2 separate regions of the Homo sapiens genome follow, and region 2 is linked to region 1. Evidence: chromatin loops called from intact Hi-C (ENCODE). Cell type or tissue: chondrocyte. All regions are shown on one strand.

Region 1 (5,000 bases):
AGCCTGAGCCTCAGCATTTATTTTGTTAAGCTCAGAATAACAAACTCACTTGTTCTGGGGAAAAAAAAAAAAAAGGAGGGGGGTGGGCAAAAAAAAACTCTTATCTTTTAAATAGCACCACGGTAAGAGGCCAGCCTCTTTTCGAAAACAAAGGCTTAAAAAAAAAAAAGTCCCAATGTGTTCTTTCTATCAAAAAGTTCAAGCCAGGCATTATGAACAGAATATTTCATAAATATATACATATTACATTTATATATCAAAGAGTTCCATTTCAAAGAAGCAACTAAATGGACCTCAATGCTTCTATAGCCAGATTCCAATTTACGACAAATACTAACTTAATTCTCTTAAAGTCTCTCTCCAATATTTGTATGCTTTGGTTCCAGTTGTCACGACACAATTCACATTTATTTTATGATTCTATCTCCTGCTATAATCTCTCACCTAAGAGACCTTCACATTTCCATTACTCTTGACATTAAGGACTATATTATGAAACCTCTGCATTTATTATTATCTTTCAAGTTACCACATCAAGAACCTCAAAAATTTTCATATTTTAAAAATAAAAAGAACATAATCGTTCCTTAGTCACCCTTCATGAAATGAATTGAAATTGCTTATCTGAATTATGATAATACAAAAATTCTGTAGTAGATCATTATCTTTACTCTGAAATGAAGGTGACAAAAACCAAAGAAAGATATTTTGGACATCTCCATTATTCAATACTATCTCTTGATAGATTACACTCGCTTATTACGGAGAGTTAAATGTGCAATATATTTTGTAGTTATTCTAACTAATCTATCCTCAGGCTTTCATGCTAGAAAAATCATTTCATAAGCATTAATGTGTTAATAAAAGTACATATTTCATTCTAGCATACCCTCTTTTGATTAGAACACTATATGGTATCTTTTCCAGACGTATTTTTCTGATGGGAAAGTAATTACACAATCGTAAGATAAACTTGAAGTGACAGGCCTGCACATAATTAATATCTGCCCTTTATGGCTGCTGTCAACTCTACTAAGATAGTGTAGACTTTTCTAGACTCCTTGGAATGGAATTTTATCCTTTACCTAATATTAATTAATTTGCATTTGAACTTATATGCAGACTCCCTCCTTATTCCAGTAAGCTGTACATTCTACCATTCTCTTGTCAAATTAAGAAGGCCTTAAGATATGCACCAATTACGTTTCCTAGTATTAGTTTCCCACAACTACAGGTAAGTAGTTTGCTGCACTCATTACACAAGTTTTTCAATTAGTATTCACAAAGTTCTCAAAATTTAGTTAAAATTTAACGTTTTGTAGTCACTTCAGTGTTCTGCTCCTTCTTATAAAGCTAGCAAATTATATCTAATTGGCTTGTGAAGTCTACCCTTCCACAGCAGTTACAAAACATTTTTAAAAATTTTTAAATGACTATTGTAATGTATGTGGTCCAGTACTTTATATTTAAACTTGCTGATTTTAAAAGTAAAGTCTCATGACTCATAACTATTTTACTCTTTTTTTACATCAACAGAATGACACAATACATTAAAATTTTTTGCTTAGCTTATTGCTGTTTTCCCTGCCATTTCTGCTACATGAGCAATTTACCAATCACTGAATTTTACAGTAATCCCTCTAAGCAATTCCTGTATTTCCTCAAATGGGCTCTTCCAATTTTTCTACAGCATAATTCTGACTTCAATTTCAAATATGGTACACTAATCTAATTCTAGTTTCTTCTTCCCTAAAGTATTTCTTTTATCCTAAGAACAAAATGCTCATACTTCAGCAAACTCAATTATATCAAAGCTTTAAATTGATGATTGATTCATGAATGCTAAAAGGTCTCTAGATTAAAAAAAAAATTTAATACAAGCAAACTCTTAAAATACAAATGCAGAACAAACTGCTTTATGGTTAATATGAAGCAGATTTAAGCTCCATTACTCTGACTAAAGTAATTAAGGGAATTCAGCAGTTTACATATGGTACAGCTTAAACATCATGCTCTAGTTCATTTATAGGCTCTAGTTCATTTATAATCCAAGCATGCAAAAATCATGAAATGAAGATAGACCAAATGAAAAAGTAAATTATCCAGTACTTTCTTAGTGTGGCTCCCTGTCTCTAACATTAATTTGCTTCTTCTCTAATAGGGAGAGAGACTGTTCATTTAATCACTTCTCATTCCAATGTCAGAACACACTAAATAAAACGGAGCCTTCAAAATTGCTGTTCAAATGAAACAATTCTGCCATCTGCAGGCTGGATGAAATAAGGCAGAATAAAGTAAAAGTAATTTAAAAATCAGCACTAGGCACAGAGTAATATTAACACTTGGAATAAAGGCAGTTATAGTATTTTTTGTTTTAAAGGATCGTTTGTCATATAAGTCTTCTTTGTTCAAATAGTTATTTTGGTGTGGTACTGGAGTAAAAATAGACTGAAAATGTCAATGGACCACAACAGAAAATGAATGCACAACAGTTTGTGTGAAAACAGCATTTACAGGTCTTGGCATGCTAACAAACATAAAAAAGATAACCCATAAGCAATATATAGGTTGAGTATGCCTTATCAGAAATGTTTGGGACTATAAGAGTTCTTAATTTCAGATTTTTTCAGATTTTGGAATATTTGCATTCATTATTCTTACTGGTTGAGCATCCCTAATCTCAAAGTCCAAAATCCCAAATGCTACAATGAACATTCCTTTGAGCATCACCTCTGAGCATCATGTCAGTGCTCAAAAAGCTTTGGATGTCAGATTTTCAGATTAGAGATGCTCAAACCTGTATATGGCATCATCCAATTACTACCTGCCCAGCTTGTACACATACAAAGATTGAAATGAAATACTCCAAAATGACAATAGTAGTCATTCTAGCTAGTGATATTACTATAAGGGCTTTTTATTTCTTTTATTTCTGATAACCTACATTTTCATACATGTCTACAATAAATTTATCCAATCTTACTTCCTCTTTCAAACTTAACTAACACTAAGTTTAAAAATGTGCTGTTTGCTTTTGTTAATTTTAAGCAGAAACCCACAAGGACACAGAGAAAAGGAATAACAGCATACAATTTTGGAAGCAGAAAAGTAAATAGATACGTAATAATCAATTAAAGAGACCCTAGAAAGCTGTATCCTAAGCCAGGGAGGATTTGGGTGGCTGCTGTTTGAAAAGTAGCTAGATACCTGGATCCCCTCTCTTAATCCAGTGGTAGGTAACAACCCTACCCTCATTCAACAGAAGACTGAAGCTTGTTTTCTCTGCAGAGGGCAAAAAGAAGAGCTTGAAGTTCAATCTACATAGCTGAGGATATATAAAAACTGCAAAAATAAGTTAAGTGAGAAAGTATCTGATGTGGCTGACATTACAGAAAACTGTGTGGAGAAGCTATTACATACCGTGAGATAAATTAGAAATTATCACAGAAAAAACTAACTAAAAATTTAAAGGGCAGCAATAACTGCAGCAAAAAGAAAGCTAACAAACAAAATATGGGACAATCCTCAATTGTGCATAATATTTGTTTAATGTAAACACTGAATATTTGACCAAGAATTACAAAATAATTTCACTGGGGAGGGAAAACAGAGGGCGGCACTGACCGGCAGTCATCCACAGAAAACGGCTAAAATAGAAACAGAGAGATGGGCAAATGCCAGAAGAAAGTTAAGAGACAAAACTAGTTACTTCTAAGGAAGACTGGGAAAGTTGGGTGAGATGGGGCAGAGATCCACTGTACTGTTACAAGCCTTTCAGTACTATTTAAACTATATGCATGTACTATTGTGCTAAATGAAATATTTTATTATTTAAATATTTAATTTAAAAAAACTCAAGGAGAAGCAGAATACCACAGTGATTTAGAGAATAGGTACTGGAATCAAACTGCCTAGGCTCTAATTTCAGATCCACCACCTACAAGTTATTTATTCTATCTATGTCTGTTTCCTCTTCTCTAAAATGGTGCCATAAATAGATTTTTGTAAAGAAATAAGGTAGGCCGGGAGCAGTGGCTCATGCCTGTAATCCCAGCACTTTGGGAGGCTGAGGCGGGTGGATCACATTAGGTCAGAAGTTCAAGACCAGCCTGGACAACATGGTGAAAGCCCGTCTTTACTAAAAATACAAAAATTAGGCTTGGTGGCACATGCCTATAGTCCCAGCTACTTGGGAGGCCTGAAACCGGGAGGCAGAGGTTGCAGTGAGCCGAGACCGCCCCACTGCACTCCAGTCTGGGCGACAGAGTAAGGCTCCATCTAAAAAAATAGAAAGAAAGAAAGAAGGTAACACATGGGACTTGGCAAAGAATAAGTCTCAAAAATGTTAGTTATTTATTTTTGATGGGCAGCATAGAAACAATTAAGAGGGTATATTCTGGAGGCATCCAGATAGCTGGCTAGATGTATCACAATATCCTATTACATTGTAAGATGTCACAATATTGTAGAATATCACAGTTCCTTCTTGGAGTAATGAGAGATGCATTCACAGGTTCCTTTCACCTTCCCAGCCTAAACTTGAAGGTTCCCTTTTTACTCTCTCCTTTACCTTATTCAGCAGTGTTCTCATGACTAAAGTACACTAATTCTTGATCTCTATTCTAACTACATTTCATACTTGAAAACCAACCTCTCATTAAAATCACTGGCAAATGTTTTACCTTCAGTGCTCATACTATTCACTTCCAAAGCTAAAAGCCAAATCAGGCATTCAACAAATGCCTACTGAACACTTGTTATCCTAGCCCTAGACCAAACCAGATTCTCGACCTCAAAAGGATTAAAATTTAGATGAGAAGATAAATACACAAGTACTAGACAGTAGTAGATAAAAATGCCATTAGACCATCAAAGAATTATGAGAGCTGAGATTCTACCTGATGGAACACTGGAAAACAACAACAAAAAAATCTGTACTAGTATTACTTAATATCTATTAGGATGGCTATTATCCAAAAAAAAGCTAGGAAATGACCAAA
Region 2 (5,000 bases), 1.3 Mb before region 1:
AAGTCAGCTCAGAGTAGTCTGGGGCTGAGCTGGAACTTGTGTCTGGGGCTTTCAACTCAAAAGCCAGTGTTTTCTCCATTCCTGCCTCAATCTGGGGAAGAGAAAACTCATGATTCTTTGCAGATCGCCTAAATTTCCCCTTAATTTGGCAACTTTTGGCTCACTCCGTCATCAGTCCTGCCTTACCATCTCCATCTGGATCATGGTCATTTTCCTTTGCCTCCCTTTTCTGGTGATTTTTAGGTCCAAAGACAAATTGGCACGAGGACCAGACATTTGGGTTCTTCCCACACAAGCCAATTCTCTGAACACACACAGTGGGCACCATGTCCAATAGTCATTAGTCAAGCTCTGTGGTCTGGTATTTACAAATTTCCAGGAAACGAGTCCAGCGTGGTGCGAGAGGCTCTCCGTTACTTTGTTCAGTAAGCTGAGATGTTATCAGAAGTGACAATTTTTAAAAAAATTATTATTTGTTTTAATATTTTAATCTGGAAGCCATTGGCTACCTGGCATTTTGAAAGTTTTCCAGTGGTTGAACATTTACAAGAACAATTGTGAACCTGTGCCTGTTGGCTTCCAAATACTGATCGTTCCTAAACATTCTCTTACCAGCATAATGTTGACCTTTGCACAACTTCCTTCTTTCTTTGGTGCTCACATTTCTGTGATTTAATCGTCCTTTTTACAAGTACTTTAAGAAAGAAAAAATAAAAAAGATTTTCTAGTAGTATTCCCTGGTTGGTGTCAGAGGACCCTAAACTCTAAGGAGAGGGAATGGTTCTTTATTTGGGGAAGTGTCAAGAGCTCTTGAAGGTTAGTCTGAGAGGCTGAGTTTCTATTAGCCTCAGGTCCTTGGGAAAGTCTCTAATGGGCTTTTAGGTCTCATCTGTAAGTAGAGATGATAACTACTTAAGTAATGCATCTCATAAATTTACAGTAAACTGCATAGACCCACAGGCTGAAGAATGGAACTTTCTTGGCTATTGTTATCAATGTTGAACTAGCCATATGACCTAACACACATACCACACAGTAAAATACAATACTGTCCCAACAAACTGAATGATAAAGGATTTGAGAGATGCTCTGGGATATCAGAGGGCATGGGGTCATTGTTATACACATGCTGGATCCCCAGCTCAGGGGATGGCCTCTGCTTAGAATTTCAGGAACTCTGATAAAGCTCTTACTCAAGATATTTTTGCTTATTTGCTTATTAAACATCAGGGAGCAAGAGTCACTGTATTAGGATATTGATTTGGCTGCTTTAACAAAAACCCAGTTTCCATGGATTAAAGAATTTAGAAGTTTCTCTCTATGTAAAAGTCTGAGCTGGTAGGGGCTTTGAGTGGGTAGGATCGTTCTGCTCTGGTTTATAGACTCAGAATCCTTCCATCTTGTTTCACCAGCCACCAAGTATTGCCCTCATTGCTGTGAGCAAAGCCTGTGCCCCATCACCCTCCAAGTCTATATCCCAGCCATGGGAAAGAGGGAAGGGGAAGAGGATGAGGAGGAGGAGGGTATACCCCAGAAGTTGCCACGTTATTTTCACTCATATCCCACTGGCCTCAATCACATGATCTATACTTAGCTGCAAGATAGGTTGGGAAATACAGTCTCTGCTGGGTGGTCTTGTGTGTAGCTAACACATTGGGGTGGGGGAGGGCAGGAGAATGAGCTAGTGGGTTTCTGTATTTTACTGAAATAGAGCAGATAGTGAGAGACAATTCACAGGTACGGTCATAAACACCCACTCAGCTGACTACAGCTCAGTGTGGCTTAATTTATCAGTTGCTTTCCTGGAAGCAGCTTTTCTGCAGGAAGAGAAAAGAACAGAAAGGAACTATGCAGTGGTGGGGAGGAGCAGGTGGTGATGTGGGTGCTTCTTGAGGACAGAGACCATGTCTCATTCACTCGGTATCCATGATATCTTCCACTGTGACTGGCGCACAGTAGATTGCCCCATAAATGTCCCTTTGCATCCCACTTCTTCCACAAACTCACAGGATTTGACCTGTGTAGTAAACCATGCCTGAATTAGATTGAATGCAATAGAATGGCAGACTGACAGAATTCACGCTCACTTGAATTGCTCGTCCTAAATCGACCTCAGCTGGGCCCTAATTCACCAACTAGGTGATTTCATCATTCTCCAGCTTGCTTTCATTCTCCAGCATTGATTTCTGGCCTTTATTGGTTTTGAGTCTGTGAGCGTGGGAGATTTGTTCATAGCAGTCTCCCAGCCACACTATTTGGCTTGGGTAGGAAGAGGTAGGGATTGGGAACTCTGGATGAGGGTAGGAAGGAGCTGCTGCTGAGGTGGTAAGTGGAGGGGCAGACGTGGATCTTCTGAGCTCCTGCCACTGTAGAGTTCAGGGACCAGCACTTCCAAGGGGTCAGCAAAGTCTCCAACTGCTGGAGGAGGGCAGGAAAGAGGCACTAGCCCTGGGCCTGAGCAGAGGTGGCAGCATGGTCACCAGGGCTTTGCCCCGCCATGCCCTCTCTCTGGAATGCCTTCCCTTAATCCTGGCCTAATTCCTATTCATCCTTCTGGATTCAGGAGCAGCACCTAACAGGGGCCCAGGAAGTCAAATTAACTGGCCTGTCTTCCCCACCTGCGTTTTCTCCATCATTCCTCAGCACACTGCATTTTAATGGTCTGTGTCTGTGCCTTCCCCCACACACTGTTCACCTTTCTGTTCCCCACACCTGAGCGCACAGATAATGGGCAGCTTCTGTGGGTACCGAGAGTTTCCTGGCACCAGCTGAACTGGAAGTGTATCCCTGGGGCTACTTCTATAAAAGACATTATTGGTCAAGGGGCCATACCCTGTTTGGTGACCCAAGGTTCTCATGCGCAAAAGCCAAACCTCACCTGGGCGCAGCTGGAGCTTGCCCAAGATGCCCAGCAGATGGCGCAGTCGTCCTCCTTATCTTCCCACCCTGGCCTAAAATCGGAACAAAGACCAGGGAAGCTGAGGGAAGGTGGGGTAGTGGGCAGGCCTCTCCTAGAACCCCGCAAGGGGAGACGCTTCCTGCAAAAGAAAACCTCAGGCCCAGACCCTTCACCTAACAGAACTCTCCTGCTCAGGCCCTGGGCAACATAGGCAGAGAAGGCAGAAGACAGAGCAGGCAGCGCAGGCCCACCCAGGGCACCCATTCAACCCTGCTCCCCAGACCCAGCTGCAGAAGCCCCCAGGGTCTCCTCGGTGCTTCTGAAATGCCACCATTAGGGCCCATTAGATACAACTCTTCCAGATCAGGTTTTGCTCATGGCAACCATGCAAGTCCCACAGTCAGTCCACAGTGGAACTTTCTACACCTGGACAGGTGGTGGAGCCAGGATTCAAATTTAGGTCTGCTTAGAGCTAAGTCTCAGTTTCTCATCTCTAAAAGGGAGAGATGGAAAGTACTTTTTCCTGGCAATGCAGCTTGGAGGGGATTCATTGTACATGAAGGTGTCTGAGAAATAAAAGATGCCCAGTGTTGGTTTAACTTCAAATATGTACACAGGTGCCTCCACTGGGGTGAGCCCTTCCACACATCAGAGGACTCATCAGTTCTTTTCTGAGAGTAGGTTTGATGTGATGGGGTTGGGGATGGGGGGACATGGCAAGGAGTCCTTGTCACCTCTCATCTGGACGAGTCCAAAGGCCTCCAAACTGGTTCCCTGCCTCCCATCGTGCCATCCCTCTCACCCCGCCTCCCATCCTTCCTCCTCATTGCTGCAGGTGTCTTGCAAATGGAAATCTGATGTCACTCTCCTGCCTAAAATACTCAGAATAAAGCCCAAACTCAGAAAAATATTATTCAGTGTCCTTTACAACCTGATTTCTGACGACATTTTAGTCTCATGAAATAAAATTAAGAAATGGACTTAAATCAGAATCAGCAGTGCCAGGGCCAGGGGCTGGAATGGGTCCTGGGTGATGATTCGGGTCAGCTCTGGGCCTCAAGGCCAGAAGCAGTGACAGGATGAGGAAGAAGGGAATGAGAGGGCTTGGTAGCCCGCATTGTCCAATTCTCGATCTGCGTTTTCTCAAGGGCAGGGCCTGGGACAGTGCCTGTAGTTACAGATACTCAGTCAGGATTTGTTGAATGCATGTAGGAATGAATGAACAAATGAATGAAAAAAATGGCTATCCTGACTGGGACTAGGGTTGACTGAGTGGTCACTCAGTCAGTGCCACCAGCCACTGCCTTTTGCTAACCTCAGAGGCTGGAAGGGGCACTGCTGGAGGACAGTGAGGCTAAGGAGAAGAGAGCTCGTCTCAGCTGCACCATCTGGGACCCAGCTCTAGGGGTCTGGGTAACAGTGACATCAAGAGCAGAAATCCTAGAGCCTGCTATGCCCACAGCCTCTGAATGCTTGTCCCAAACCTCCCAAGAAAATCACCCGGGCTGCAGAGCCCCAGGGAACCCCCGTGGTCATCCAGGGTGCATGGGCATGACTGCTGACCATCTGTTTCCCAGGATGGATTTCTCCCTGGCACAGATGGTGAATCCAGACTCCTCTCTCCCATGTCAAACAGCCAGCTGTGGAAGACACTGCATTGCTGCAGTCTCTGCCTGGTCTCTCTCGTGACCCCATTTTCCACATCATTCGCCTCCACTCCTCTCCACATGTTGGTTTCATTTCAACCTTACCCAAAAAGAACTCCTCCCTCTGGTTGGTCTGTTGAGCCATCTCACAAAATGAAATTCATAGCGTCTGAAGCAGTGGGAAACTCTTCTCTTTGCTTGTTTAGCAGAGACATGGGTATCCCTTCATCCCCCTTCACAACCTTAGCCCATCCTCATCATGATCTCTCACCTGGAATACTGGATTAGCCTCCAAAGGGCACCCTGCACTGGCCTTGTCCTCCCCAAGTCCAGCCTTCCCAGTGCTTTCCAGAAAGTAAACTTGATCTGGTTTTACTCGCTAAACCTGGTCCCACCTTCCCGGGCTTCTCCATCTTAGTAAACAACAGCTCCAACCAGAGACGTGGGAAACATCA

The links. Peaks named below come from ENCODE experiments on the same cell type or tissue, not always from the same donor. Only the 100,000 strongest peaks of a DNase experiment are listed, where the experiment ranks them.
Region 2: it touches region 1 in a loop (3-fold over the local background); 8 of 110 quality-filtered maps call a loop at or near these places.

What each region holds. Positions count from the first base shown.
Region 1 is chr11:34,923,541-34,928,540 of GRCh38, reverse strand. The region is part of intron 1 of PDHX (pyruvate dehydrogenase complex component X); the gene reads right to left. Among named protein-coding and RNA genes, the nearest start is that of PDHX, 9.4 kb to the right of the region's middle. In chondrocyte, a CTCF peak has its summit at 2,263 (motif pointing left); no DNase peak of the experiment used is centred here.
Region 2 is chr11:36,264,122-36,269,121 of GRCh38, reverse strand. No RefSeq gene overlaps it. Among named protein-coding and RNA genes, the nearest start is that of COMMD9, 23 kb to the left of the region's middle. In chondrocyte, CTCF peaks have their summits at 2,672 and 2,904 (motif pointing right); no DNase peak of the experiment used is centred here.